Regions from separate parts of the Homo sapiens genome. Here region 1 is linked to region 2. The links are chromatin contacts, found by Hi-C or POLR2A ChIA-PET in ENCODE. All regions are on one chromosome and are shown on one strand. The core of a region is the stretch at or near the end of the contact, and the rest is flanking DNA. Distances in the headings are between cores, read along the strand shown.

Region 1 (4,203 bases), core at 203-2,702, 7.0 Mb after region 2:
AAAAAAAAAATTAGCCGGGCGTGGTGGCGGGCAAGTGTAATCCCAGCTACTCAGGAGGCTGAGGCAGGAGAATCATTTAAACCCAGGAGGCGGAGGTTGCAGTGAGCTGAGATTGCACCACTGCACTCCAGCCTGGGCAACAAGAGCAAAACTCCATCTCAAACAAACAAACAAACAAAAAAACAAAAAAAGAATTTTAAATTACTTGGGAAAATTATTGTACTACAAAATCAAACGAGAAAACTATCTCTGGTAACGACTGGCAGCCTCCAGGGAAGAGAACTAGAGTACTAACTGGATACAAATTATCAATTCATAAAAAATTAAAAATATGTGGAAAAAGATCAGAAGAAAGTGTGCTAAAATAGATTGCTTCTGAATGGATTAACAGTGTGGTTTCTGCCTGCTTCTTTATACTTAATTGTACCTTGCCAAATCATCTAAAATAAACATGCATTATTTGGCCGGTCACGGTGGCTCACACCTGTAATCCCAGCACTTTGGGAGGGCCAAGGCGGATGGATCACGAGGTCAGGAGTTCGAGACCACCCTGGCCAACATAGTGAAACCCCATTTCTACTAAAAATACAAAAATTAGCCGGGCGCGGTGGCGGGTGCCTGTAATCCCAGCTACTCCGGAGGCTGAAGCAGGAGAATTGCTTGAACCCAGGAGGCGGAGGTTGCAGTGAGCGAGATCGCACCACTGCACTCCAGCCTGAGTGACAGAGCTAGACTCCATCTCGCGGGCCGGGGGCGGTAAGGAATCAAGGTTTTACAAGAGCAGAAGATAGTAGAGATCACTGCATTTCTGTCAACTACATCCGTTCTGCCACCCGTGCCCTGCGTCCTGACAGAGCATACGCTCAGATGGTGTTTGCTGATTTGCCGAATGAATGAGATGGTCCCTTTCCCGCGGCTGCTCTGCCTGCCCAGAATGGTCCCCAGGTTTTCTCGCTTTTAACCAAGAAACTCAAGGCTTCTGCAACGAGACACAGCCCCCAGGACTGCTTCTCAACCAGTCTAGGCCTCCCTTCCTGTCTCCGCCAAAAGGCTTCAGGCTCCTCCCCACTCTGGAAGCTGCCCCAGCCCGCTTCAGGGCCCAGACCCTCAGTCCCGACGCCCACTAGCCTGCCAAGTTTCTTCCACCACACTACGCCGGCGGCCCTCGGTAGAGCCACCGCCCTTCTGCAGAGTAACGGCCCGCGCCCTCGGGACAATCCCTTTTCCAAAAATAACCCCCTCGGCACCTGCCCCCTTGGCAGCTGCTGCCCGGGCGGTACCTGTGCCGTAGACCAAGCAGCCGGAGAGGATCAAGAGTAGCCGCACTGTCCCACCGCCCCCGACTCCCGAGCCCCAGGGCCCGGGACCAACTGCCGGCGAGACCGCCACTTTCATTCCTCCCGCCATGGTTGCCTCAAGCCACCTCCTCCTCACGTGCCTTACCCCAGCAACTAACTCCGAACGGGCAACGACAGCAGCCTATCCTCTACGAAACCCGCCCCTATCAACCAATGGGATGGGCAGGGCTTCGAGCACCCAGCCCTCCAAGGGCCCTATGAGTCCCGCCCCTTAGCAACTGAAGAGAGAGGGCGGGAAAAGCAGCTTTCAGCCTATTGGAAAATGGGTTCTCACCCTAGCAGTGGCGACAGGAAGATCCCACCCCGCTAACAACATGCTTCCGTCTTCAGTTTATTTACAACTGGTGTGATTGATGGTAAGTTTAACCAATAGAAAATCGGAATGGGAGAGGCCTCCTTGACCAAACTCGGTATTTCCATAGAAGCTGTCTGAAGTTCCTTCCGTTTTCTTTCGGTTACTTTTTATCACGACCTTTCTGTTATGAGACGCCTACAATTGAGATCGCTTTATGAGTAGGACCCTGATAGGACGATTTTTAAAGTCGACTGACAAAAGTGTGGTTCTCCAAAGTCCTAAAGGATTTAAAATAGAAGTCACAAAAAAGTGTGTGTCAATATTTTATAAGCATAAACATTAGCTTTTAAAAATGTATTCATAGGATTTTTATTTTTGGAAGTAAAATTAATGTTAGGATTAAGAAAGATTCATTTATTCCTCTTATCATCTTGTGAGACAAATATAATTCTCTCCATTTAAGAAGCCAAAGCCAAGACAGCCACAGGAACCTGCCCAAGATTTCATAGTTCATCTGGTCTGTGATCCCAACCTAAATCCTACTGACTCCAAAGCCGGAGTTATTTATATGGATTAGCTGCTTCCCATTCAATGATTTAACACAGGGCCCAGCAGAGATCCAGGTGTTCAGAAACTGTTAGTAGAAATTGAAACTTTTTTTTTAAGAGGATCTGATGGTGATGGGTAGGAAAACTACAGATGATAGAGCCAAATGAATTGAGGAATTCAAGGAAGGGGGCATCTCCTGGGGAAGGTTCAAGCTTTCAAAACAAGAATTTTTTTTTTTAATGTTTTTAGAGACAGGGTCATTCTCTGACACCCAAGCTGGAGTGCAACAGCACCATCACAGCTCAGTGTAACCTTGAATTCCTGGACTTAAACCATCTTCCCACCTCAGCTTCCTAGATAGGTTGGGCTACAGGGATGCACCACCATGCCCAGCTATTTGTTTGTTTCATTGTTGTTGTTGTTGTTGTTGTTGTTATTGAGACAAGGTCTCCTTCTGTAACCCTTCTGGAATGCAGTGGTGTAACCACAGCTCACTGCAGCCTCGAACTCCCAGGATCAAATGATCCTCCCACTTCAATCTCCCAAGTAGCTGGGACTACAGGCATGAGCCACTATGTCTGGCTTAATTTTTTTTAATTACTTTTTGTAGAGACAATATCTTGCTATGTTGCCCAGGCTGACCTCAAACTCCTGGCCTCAAGTGATTATCCCACCTTGGCCTCCCAAATTACTGAAATTACAGGAGTAAGCTACTGCACCTGGTCTAAAACAAGGACCTTTTTAAAAGTCAAAATGGGCCGGGCATGGTGGCTCAGGTCTGTAATCCTAACACTTTGGGAGTCCGAGGCGGGTGGATCAACTGAGGTCAGGAGTTCGAGACCAGCCTGGCCAACATGGCAAAACCCCGTCTCTACTAAAAATACAAAAATTAGCCAGGCATGGTGGTAGGTGGCTGTAAGCCCAGCTACTCAGGAGGCTGAGGCAGGAGAATCCCTTGAACCCAGGAGGCGGAGGCTGCAGTGAGCCAAGATCGCCCCATTGCACTCCAGACTGGGTGACAGAGCAAGACTCTGTCTCAAAAGAGAAAAAAAAAAAAAGTCAAAATGGGCTGGGCATGGTGGCTCATGCCTGTAATCCCAGCACTTTTGGGAGGTTGAGGTGGGAGGATCACTTGAGGCCAGAAGTTCGAGACCAGCCTGGCCAACACAGCAAAACCCTATCTCTAATAAAAATACAAAAATTAGCCCAGCATGGTGGCAGGTTCCTGTAATCCCAGCTACTTAGGAGTCTGAGACAGAAGAATTGCTTGAGCCCAGGAGGCAGAGGTTGCAGTGAGCCGAGATCATGCCACTTCACTCCAGCCTGGGTGACAGAGCGAGCCTCTCTTGTCTCAAAAAAAAAAAAAAAAAGTCAAAATGGGGCTGAGCTATGGGCAAGAGAAGAGATTTCATTCTCAGAAGGAAAAGTCTAGGCCAACAGTGCTGATATGGTCATCCTGTATTTCACACACACACTCCCTCAGCTGACCTAGGGAAGTCAGCATCAATCATGTTGATACTATGTACCCTTGATAACATGAGATGAAAATGGCATTTTAACTCTGTGGTTTTCCTTCCCAAAACCCATAACACCACTCTAATCTTGAGAAAAACATTAGACAAATTCCAATAGAGGCATCCTACAAAATACCTGACCAGTACTCCTCAAAGCTGTCAAAGTCATCCAAACATCATTATGGGCTTTTTTGTTTTTGTTTTTTGAGACAGAGTTTCACTCTTGTTGAGCAGGCTGGAGTGCAATGGCACAAACTTGGCTCACCGCAACCTCCCCCTCCCAGGTTCAAGCGATTCTCCTGCCTCAGCCTCCCAAGTAGCTGGGATTACAGGTGTGTGCCACCCCGCCCAGCTAATTTCATATTTTTAGTAGAGATGGGGTTTCTCCATGTTGGTCAAGCTGGTCTTGAACTCCCGACCTCAGGTGATTTGCCCGCCTCGGCCTCCCGAAGTGCTGGGATTACAGGCATGAGCCACCATGCCCAGC
Region 2 (3,874 bases), core at 596-3,095:
TGACCTTTGTATTCACCCAGGCTTCCTTCTCAGTAGCTCTAGCTGGGGGAGGTGTCAGCTGGGCCCCTCCTGTGCTATCTCCCCAGAGGACATCCCTGACTCCACCCCTTTCTTCCTCCCAAACTCTGCACCTCTTCCTCAGCTGCTCCAGACCGGCCAGGGTAACCAGCTAACCATGCCTGGCATCTGGAAGCCAGCAGGCCAGAGGGTGGCCCAAAGGCTGATGAACGGTAGGGAAGGGTGAGCAGATTCCTATGTTGGTGGGCACCAATATTCCAAGGGCAGCTCTCTTTGCTGAATGAGGGCCTTCTCGTGAGGTACTGACAACACCAGCAACTCGAGAGCTGGGAAACTCAAGGAGGAGGAAGAAAATCAAAACCACCCTACTCCCTGGGGTGAGGAAAGAACAGGAGGGGAGGAGGAGGAGTGTGCTCTGCACTTGCCTTGCTCCAGGATGGGGTGGCAGCAGAGGAATGTCACAGGTCAGCAGCCTAGGCCTCCAGCTATAAATAGTCCGGAGGGCCCGAGAGGCTCCCGCCCGTCCAGCAGGGCTGTCAGCTTCCTGTGTGGCAGCACCTGGCACACTGGCTCTGGCCAGCATTATGCTAAAACCCTGTTACTCTCCAATGAACCAGGGAGGCGGGCTCCTCTCTGCGCCTATCCCTTGAGAATTCTGTCTTACCAGTGAAGGGTGGGGCTGCCCAGATCAGGCAGCAGGAGTGAGGGGCACAGTCACCCCAGGCCTTGCTGAGCCCAGGTCTGGGTACTGAGTGTCCAGAGCTGCCTCCCCAGGAGGTTAAGGTGGGGGCAAAGGGGAAGCTTCAAGCACTTTGCCTACTTTTGTTCACTCCCCAGTGCACTGTGACTCAGGCCTTCCCATCAGGCCTATTTGTCTACCCAATAAAGCGTGTTTTTTCCAGAAACAAGAAGAGTTGGGAGAGGGAGCTTCAGTGCATGTGGCAGTGCGTGTGCTGGCGCGTATCATTGCACGTATGTTTTCCCTCTTACCGTAGGAAAAATGAAAAAAGAAATCCCTCCTCCATAATCGCAGCTACTCCAGGGGTCAGCGGCGGTGCCCACTCAGTCCCCATCCCTCTCTCTCCCCTCCCGCCAGCGCCCCCTCCCGCCCTCGCCGCAAGCTGGCCCCGGCCTTGCCGGCCCTTCTTAGGGGCTTTATCATGCCTCCTGCAAGAATAGAGATCACACACGGGACGGAAACGTTAGACTCTCATCCCTTGTGCCCATTCCTTGGTCACGGGCCAAGCTGCCGCATCCTTAGCGGTCCAGGCATCGCGGTGCCCCTCGGGCCCCTACCTGGACTAGGCCCACAGCCGGGCTCTAGGGGGCGCGCGATCCACCTCCAGAAGGCCGGCTGCGAAAATCTACCCAGCTACTGGCGACGTCACCGCACCGTAGGCTGAGGATTGGCTGACTCTGATTTAGCATCCTAAAACTTCCGGTTCCAGAGCTTGGCTCGCCAAAGACCCTCCCTCGAGGGAGAGAAACCACAGCCCCCAGAATTCAGCGGGCCTCTCCGAGAGCACGGCGCGTCTGAGGATGCGTAGTAAGGATAACGGGCCCGGAAGCCGGAAGTTCAAAGCCGGCCTCCAGCCAGAGTGACGGCCTGCGCGGACTCCCGCCTTAGTGGGCGGAGTTGTGCCGCGTCTGATGCGCAGTTCCCTTTATAGCGCGGCAAGCCGAATCCTAGAGGCTAACCCGGCAGGTGGGAGGGAGAAAGTTGCTTTCTGCACCAATAGCTGAGGCGTTCAGGGTTGTCCAGGGACGCTACCCTCACGTGTCTGGTTCCGAGTGCTGCGTTCGGCTGTGCTGGGAAGTTGCGTAGACAGTGGCCTCGAGACCCTGCCTGCCTGAGGAGGCCTCGGTTGGATGCGAAGGAGCTGCAGCATCCAGGTACGCTGCCGGCTAGGGCCGAGCAGGGGCTGCCAGTCCCACTGCCTGCGCGCCCACCTGGGCCAGTCTCCGCTTGCCGCGTCCTCCCATCCCCTAGTCTGCAGGCCTGGTGCCCTTGAATTCACCCGCTTCTGTTGCGTTGCGGACCGCGAGCTGCACTGCTTCCTGCCCAAGCCCAAGCTCCTCGCAGCAGTAGGTCAGTCTTGCTAGAGCTCAGCGCTAATCCTGTCAAACCTCGACTCCTGCCTGGCGTCTCGACCCTCCACGCTCCAACTCTGCCTCTTCCTTGCTCTATAGACCTCTGCGTCCTGATAAGTGGCTCTCCGGGGCACCCTTCGTGCATATCGGCTATCCAGCTCCACCTCTTGACCGCTTTCACTTCCTGGAATGCTCTCACTGCTCCTCTTCTCCAGGCCATCCTTCTAAAAAGACAGTTCCACTCCCACCCCGATTCCCACCCCTACACCTTTCTGCTAAGTTTTCTCAAGCCCCCACCCTGTCTTTGAGCTGTTGTCTCTGAACTCTCACAGTGCCTCTCCATGAGACCATAAGCTCCTGTATGACAGAAGCCATGTTCTTTTTAGCGGCCTCCGTAGCATGATGTACGTTATGTTATGTTATGTTATGTTATGTTATGTTATGTTATTTTGAGACAGGGTCTTGCTTTGTCGCTCAGGCTGCAGGTGTGCGCCACCACGCCCGGGTAATTTTTAAAAAAAGGTTTTTTTTTTGTTGTTGTTGTTGTTGTTTTTAAATAGAGAAAAGGTCTCCCTATGTTGCCCAACCTGGTCTCCAACTCCTGAGCTCAAGCCATCCTCCCGCCTCGGCCTCCCAAAGTGTTGGGATTACCGGCGTGAGCCACCGTACCCGGCCGATGTACTACTCTCTAAGTGCCAAACAAAAAGTAGATAAAAGATGATGGATACCTTAAAAGCCCTGAGTTGACCACTATGCAGTGTATGCATGTAACAAAATCGCACTTCTACCCATACGTTTACGCAATTTTTTTTTTTTTTTTTTGAGACGGAGTCTTGCTCTGTCGCCCAGGCTGGGGTCCCGTGGCGGGATCTCGGCTCACTACAAGCTCCGCCTTCCGGGTTCATGCCATTCTCCTGCCTCAGCCTCCAGAGTAGCTGGGACTACAGGTGCCCGCCACCACGCCCGGCTAATTTTTTGTGTTTTTAGTAGAGATGGGGTTTCACTGTGTTAGCCAGGATGGTCTCGATATCCTGACCTCGTGATCCACCCGCCTCGGCCTCCCAAAGTGCTGGGATTACAGGCGTGAGCCACTGTACCCGGCCGTTATTTTATTTATTTATTTATTTGTTTGTTATTTTATTTATTTTTTTGAGACGGAGTCTCGCCCTGTCGCCCAGGCTGGAGTACAGTGGCGCGATCTCGGCTCACTGCAACCTCCGCCTCCCGGGTTCAAATGATTCTCCTGTCTCAGCCTCCTGAGTAGCTGGGATTACAGGCATGTGCCACCATGCCTGGCTAATTTTTGTATTTTTAGTCAAGACAGGGTTTTATCATATTGGCCAAGATGGTCTCGAACTCCTGACCTCAGGTTATCAGCCCACTTCTGCCTCCCAAAGTACTGAGATTACAGGTGGCTCACGCCCAGCCTTTTTTTTTTCTTTATTATCATTATTATTATTATTTTTAGAGACACAGTCTTGCTCTGCAAGTGCAGGGCCGTGATCACAGCTCACTGCAGCCCCAAACTCGTTGGCTCAGGCAAGCCTCCCACCCAAACCTCCCTAGTAGCTGGGACTGCAGGTGCATGTCACCACACCCAGCTATGGTTCTCAATTTTTATTCTAGCCTAACACACTGGAAAGATACAGTACACCTCCATCAGTGGCAGTGACTTGATTCAGCAGTGGTTTTCAACCAGGAAGGGGGATGTAGTTAAATGAAAAAAAAAAAAAAAAAAACAGGTGTTTCTGGAATTTTTTTTTTT

The links. A loop is a pair of places that touch in the nucleus more often than their neighbours do. ChIA-PET counts read pairs that join two places held with the same protein, here RNA polymerase II (POLR2A). Pooled maps may share reads with other maps.
Region 1: a pooled map shows a loop between it and region 2 (10-fold over the local background). The contact joins the promoter of NEMP1 here to the promoter of COX14 in region 2. A Hi-C loop is called at or near these places in 6 of 50 pooled maps. POLR2A ChIA-PET finds 5 or more read pairs at or near these places in 2 of 52 experiments (OCI-LY7 and activated CD4-positive, alpha-beta T cell).

The regions. Positions count from the first base shown.
Region 1 is chr12:57,077,339-57,081,541 of GRCh38, forward strand. It overlaps NEMP1 (nuclear envelope integral membrane protein 1), which reads right to left and starts at 1,453. Exons shown (of 9, transcript NM_001130963.2): 1 at 1,281-1,453. The coding sequence starts at 1,407. RefSeq lists enhancers at 1,008-1,257, 1,378-1,427.
Region 2 is chr12:50,110,391-50,114,264 of GRCh38, forward strand. COX14 (cytochrome c oxidase assembly factor COX14) reads left to right here and starts at 1,846. Exons shown (of 2, transcript NM_032901.4): 1 at 1,846-1,911. GPD1 (glycerol-3-phosphate dehydrogenase 1) reads left to right here. Exons shown (of 8, transcript NM_005276.4): 8 at 1-923. RefSeq lists enhancers at 1,286-1,335, 1,396-1,655, 1,876-2,115, 2,126-2,175.